2 separate regions of the Homo sapiens genome follow, and region 1 is linked to region 2. Evidence: read pairs that join two places in POLR2A ChIA-PET (ENCODE). Cell type or tissue: endothelial cell of umbilical vein. All regions are shown on one strand. Each heading gives the region's core, and the rest is flanking DNA. Links, peaks and the distances in the headings are about the cores only. Region 1 has its middle 8.7 kb from the start of PDGFB. Region 2 has its middle 26 kb from the start of CBX7.

Region 1 (2,901 bases), core at 204-2,703, 75 kb after region 2:
TTATATAAGTCAATAAGCAAACAGAGGGCAGCCGGCATGAGTGACTAAGAGTCTTAATAGGAACCACCGCAGCCATGGGCATAGTACGTGCTCCCCGGGCACAGATGTGCTCTGGCCATGGGGCACGTCCCTGCTGAAGCCACAGAGTTATCATCGATGGTCCCAGGTGGAAGGGGTGTTCCATGGAGGATGGGCTTTCCTCTGCCCCTTCCCCCTTGGGGCACCAGGGGACCTCCCTGTTCTTCCTTGGATAACGACAGTGCTCACCACGCCCCCTCCCAGCTGTGGGACCCTGGGTGAGTGTGATTCTGGAACCTGTCCCATTTGGTAATGGGGTTAAGCTAGCAAATGAATGAAGGGGGTTGGCACAAACGGAGCACTCCATACATGGGAGCTGTGGTTACCTTCCTCCCACTTGGCTGAGGCACCTGAGGCACAAACCTCATTCAGTCGCACAATCTGCCTCAAAGGGAAGCAAGCGGCATGGGAAGGATCATACCCCTCTTACAGATGGGAAAACTGAGGCTCAGAGAGGGAAAGTGACTTCTCTAACATCACCCTGTTGGTTAGAGGTGGAGCTGGGTTTGAACTGAAGTCACAGCACTCCCAGGAAAGTGCTCAAAGGGAGGGAAGAATGAATTAAGCCAGAAAGACAGATCCCCCCATCCCACCCACCAGTGTGAGTGAGATATTTTCCCATGTGGGATCTGGTGGGGGCGTGCAGGGAGGGTGAGCGTGCCTGTGTGATGCGGTGTGAAGGGCGACTGGGGGGCCTGCGTGCACACAGGCATTGTGGGTGTAAACCAATGTACACTGGCCCGGGAGGAAGGGAGGATGAAAACACCCCCTGGCAGCCAGCAATGTCCCACTCGGGAGACACCCAGGGCGCCGGCCCCAGCCGAGCAGGCTAGAGACCCCAGGCGCCGGGGCTTCCCTTCCCTAAAGACCACCAGTGGGGGAGGGGAGGATGCACCTCAGCCTCCAAGCCTCATCTCCCTGTCCATCCCCCTCCCCAGCTCCTTCCTGTTTTGATGGAAGGAAAATTTTTCAGCTTTTTCCTTCTTTATTTTTCCAGACGGGTGACTCGCTCGGGAAAGGAACTCCCCCCTCCCCAGACCATCATAACACCTATAGGTCCATGCCATCGAGGCAGGCCCATCCTGTTATGCTGAAATAGGCATGGTTATTTTGGGGTGCCTTACGGGGGTGGTGCCCCAGGGGAGGGGACGTGGGGGTGCTCAGCTGCCTTCTTCTAGTCCACGTCCCCCTCCCAGGTTCCTCCCCACCCCCACCCCGTCCTCCCTGCCCGAGTTCTGGGAGGAGGGAAGGAAGCCTGCCAAGCCAGGGTATAAATAACCCAGGTGGTTACTCAGCTCCTGAGAACATGATAACATGAGTCATGACGTGAAATCAACAGGAGCAGCGAGCGCCCGGGCCGCCGCCCCGGCAGGGCAGTGGGCTGCAGGGAGCGACCGCGAGGGGCCGGGACTGCAGTGGGCAGGGCCCAGGCTGATGGGTGAAGCTGCTGCCCTGTGCCTGGTCCCAGGCAGGCCTCTTCCCAGCTCAGACCCTTGGTTTACTCATCTGGCATACACGGGGTGGGGGCTGCCTTCCTTCCCCAGGTCCTCCTGCAGCTGGAGAGAGGAAAGGAGGGCGGGGGTGAGCTCTGAACATCCCTGGGGCCTTTGCCTGTGCCTGACACACAGTGGTGGACAGAACCAGCCCACTGGAACTTCCAGTCCCCTCTCCCCATTTCCAGGGCAGATGGCCCAAGGGGTTCCCTGAGCCTCAGTGGGACTTGCGGGAAGGGAGGAAGGGGGCTTGGACAGGAGCAGGAGGGTCCTGAGCACAGGGACTGCAGAGCCTTCACCCACCAGGGTGGCCCTGAATCCAGGACAATCTGCAGCCTCCTCTGGCGCCCGCTGCAGTGTGGCCTGAAGCGTGGGCACAGAAACAGGACACCCTGGAAGACCTCCGGCCAAGCCAGTGTGACCAGCCCAGGCAGCTTGGCCGGGCTGCTGGCCCATCTCTGGTGCTCGCAGGCCAGGGGGCAAAAGCCAGCGCCCCTGCATCCTCACCCACGTCCTCGGCTCCGGGCTCATCTCCAGAGCATCACAAGCCTGGACCCCAGGTTGCCATGGCAATGGGTTCTGGAGTCTGTGCAGGGCAAGTCACCCTCTCCTGTCCACCCGCAGCTGCTAGGCCTGGTGGGGGGCAGCAGGGCGATGTGTGGGGGCAGGGCCTGTCCTGGTCGTAGGACAAAGGGCGGGGGGCACAGCTGGTGCTGCTGACCTGGGCTGGGAGCTGGGGCATTATCCTCCACGTGGCCTTCAGCAACTTAGTCTCCCAGCCGAACCTCAGACCCCTGCCTGGGCAATGGCAGAGGAGGGGGAGGATAACGCCTGTCCTGGCTATTATGAGGGGCACGCTGCAGAGGGCGTGTTATCAGGAGAGCAAAGACCCCTCTTCCTCTTTGAGGCATCGCCCTCTACACCTTTGGCCTTATCAGAAGGGCAGCACCCCCAGAGCTCGCACCCCACCTCATCTGCCCTGACCCTTGGCCCAGCTTTCTCTCCAGGTGGGGGGTTCACCGCACCCACCGCCCGCGACCCCTGCATGCCCAGACAGCTTGGCATGGCTCAGACCCAGCATTCAACGGGCAGCCTGCCCTCTGGCCCCTCACAAACAATGGGGACTCCAGGAATATTGTCCCGCCCGGGCTGAATCAAACGCTCTAAATTTAGTCTCTCTGATGTGTCCTCCGTTTCCTGCCCCTGCTGCCCTCCTTTCAAGGCGATGAGGTCACCCCGGAACTGCCTGCCCCAGCAGCCAGACCAAGGGGGTTTCCAGGCCCAGGACTGCTCTCCTGCTCTTGGGGAACGGGGTTTCATGGGGACCAGG
Region 2 (2,901 bases), core at 313-2,812:
TGCCCTTGTCACGCTCTATGGCATCATCACTGCCTCTCTGCAGAGCCTGTGCCTCTGGCTAAGGGCAGGAGCCCATCCCTTCTCCGCACTGGGCCGGGCCTGGTGGGATATAGTGGTTCCCACCGCCACGCAGCCATGGTATGCAGGATTCGAACATTCAGAGGGGAGGGCCTGGGGGCGGTCAGGCTCTGGAGCCCTCACCCTGGGAGTGCCTTTGGGGTCCTAGGAGGAAAGGGGTCCTTGTCCAAGATCCCACAGCTAGCTCGGTCAAGCTGACCCGGGAATCCGGGGACTTGCTGTTCTGCAAAACCACCAGAAACTAGGGTAATTCTTTTCCATGTTTTTCTGCAAACGCCCCCTAGTTTCAGGCCCAGAGCAGTCTGGGGAGAAGCTGGGAGCTGGAGGCTTCAGAGACCTCCACTCTGCAGGAGACCAAGCCCGCTCCCCATGCTGCCCTCTGCCCTTGGGGAGCCTGGAGGGGTCTTCCAGGGCCGGGAGGGGACAGGCAGGAGGGGCTGCAGTGGGATGGATGCATCTGGGCTGCCAGTCTCTAGCCTCCCACCCTCTCCCTCCCCTCTCCTGCTGGCTCGAGGACCACCCCAAGCCCCTGCCCAGTCCTGGGAACTCCAGCTCCATCTGCACTGCAGGCCCCATTTCCCACTTCAACAGCTCACGGTGGCTCTGGGCACAGGGACCAGAGCAACCTGGTCCAGGCCACAGCGAGAGGCAGGAGCAGCTCTTTGCTGGAGTCAGGAGGCCTGAGAAGTCCCTGGGCCTCTGCACCTCCACTTGATCATCACAGGGTTAGAGGATGTGGTCCCTGGGGCCAGCCTCATCAGTCCTCTGTGGTCCCAGGATTCTGAAATTCAACTGTTTGGTTCTGAGACCATCAGTCACCTCCTTCTGCCTGCCCTTGAGAGGATTAAGCAGAGGAAGTCCCTCCCTGTTACCTGCTCTTCTCTAGGGCTCACCCTGCAGAGTTCAGCTCCCATCCAGGCCAGGGCCCTGCTCCCAAGGACCCCATCTCCCTACCACTTGACCCCCCCAAAAGGCCAGACACCCCCAACGCTATTGCCTCCGCCTTCCCCTGGTGCCTCCTGCCTGCCTGTCCCGCCTGCCTGTCCCACCCGCCTGTCCCACCCGCCTGTCCTGTCTGCCTGTCTGGCTGGCTGGCCATCTGTCTGTCTCTCTGTCTGTCTGAGGGACAGTAGGAGGAAAAGGCTGGAACCCCACCCTGCTGGGTCCACATGTCCAGGGCATTGTTCAGCCTCCTCTGGGAAATCACCTCAATTGTGAGGCTTAGGGGCCACTGCGGCACGGCCGGGTGTGTTTACAGATGCGGGGGTGGCCAGGGGTTGTGTCTGTGGAGGAGGATGGGCACAGGGGGTGTCACGATCATCTGTGTGTGGCACGCTTGATTAAATAATGATAAAATGACGAAATGGAATATTATGCAGCCATCAAATACGAGGCCTTTGAAGAAGAGTGAGGACATAAGAAATGGTCCCAGTGTAAGATTTACTAAAAGGGAAAGTGCACAATGAGAAGAAGTCAAAGTGACCCACCAAATGCTAATCACAGTGATCTCTGCGCAGCCAAATCATGAGTAATTTCCTATTTCCTGTGTATTTACGGTGTATTTTCAATGTTTTTGGCAATGAGCACGTTCGTTTTGTAATCAGAAAAAGGAGAATAAATGTTGTAAAAATCAAACTAAAGATGAACTAGAAAACAAATGAACATGACTAAAATAAAATAAACTCACTGGGCATGGTGGCTCACACCTGTAATCCCAGTTCCTCAGGAGGCTGAGGCAAGAGGATCACTTGAGCCTGACAGTTTGAGACCAGCCTGGGCAACATAGTGAGACCCTGTCTCAAAAATAAATAAATAAATAAATAAAATAAGGCCAACAGAAAAGACTAAACATAAAACTAAGGCAAATGTTCAACTCCAGTTAGCAAACACTGAGTGGGCGCCTGCTGTGTGCAGAGGCTCTGCTGAGTGCCGGGGTTACAGAAATGAAGGAGACGGAGCCCTTGGCGAGTTAACCGTCCATCAGGAGGGTGGGAGAGTCACCAGTCATGAGGCCCCCTCAGGAGGGCACCGGAGAGAGGGAGACATGGATGAATCAGGAGGCCTTCAGGGAGGAGGTGACGGCTCACACAGAGGCTGGGGACAGGGGATGTGGTCCTGGTGGGAAATATGGCCGGTGGTGGTTGGAGGGTCCGCTGGTTGCACGAGCTCAGTTTAAGTATAGCGTGGGGAAGATAGGCTAGCTTCAACTCGCTACAAGTCTGGAGTGCCGGGTGGAGAGAGATTCTTAGCCAAGTGGGCATTCCTCAGGAAAGAACACAGGGAATGGTCAGCCATTCATTCACTCATTCATTTATTCAATTCAACAACTACTTCTTGAATACCATCCACACGCTAGGCACTGTGCAGCTTCCATTCAAATGCAGGGAAATGGGCAGGAAAGCAACCAATGAGTAAAGGGAATAGAAGTTGGTGCTGTGCGGAAGGATGGGGCAGGGTCCAGAGGTGGGGGTAGCTTGATGTGGGGTGACCAGGGAGGGCCTCACAGACTGAAGGAAGTGAGGGAGTGAGCCCACTGAGGCTGGGCTCTGCAGGAGGAGGGCTGTCAGCAGAGGGGGCCCAAGCAGACAGAGTCAGGGTGAAATCCCATAGGTCCTTGCAGGCCTTTGTAAGCACCTGAGCTGCGGCTCTGAGTGAGGACCGGAGCAGGAGCCGGGGAGGGTCTGAGCAGAGAAACACATGATCTGACTTAGGCTTAAGCAGCCTGTAGGAGGGGAGCTGGTGGGGCTAGGCTGGGCCAGCAGCCCTGGTGAGGGCGAGGAACAGAAGGCGGAGCCAACAGCAGTACGGCCTATCTGATGAAGG

What was found. ChIA-PET counts read pairs that join two places held together with the same protein. Peaks named below come from ENCODE experiments on the same cell type or tissue, not always from the same donor. Only the 100,000 strongest peaks of a DNase experiment are listed, where the experiment ranks them.
Region 1: POLR2A ChIA-PET joins it to region 2 with 11 read pairs; 15 of 35 experiments call an interaction of 5 or more read pairs at or near these places.

The regions. Positions count from the first base shown.
Region 1 is chr22:39,252,239-39,255,139 of GRCh38, forward strand. No RefSeq gene overlaps it. Among named protein-coding and RNA genes, the nearest start is that of PDGFB, 8.7 kb to the left of the region's middle. RefSeq lists a silencer at 1,386-1,435 and enhancers at 1,911-2,689, 2,606-2,900, 2,657-2,901, 2,690-2,901. In endothelial cell of umbilical vein, for the core only: no CTCF peak of the experiment used is centred there; DNase peaks (open chromatin) are centred at 1,103 and 1,403; H3K27ac peaks cover 2,500 bases.
Region 2 is chr22:39,176,812-39,179,712 of GRCh38, forward strand. No RefSeq gene overlaps it. Among named protein-coding and RNA genes, the nearest start is that of CBX7, 26 kb to the left of the region's middle. In endothelial cell of umbilical vein, for the core only: no CTCF peak of the experiment used is centred there; a DNase peak (open chromatin) is centred at 1,580; H3K27ac peaks cover 2,500 bases.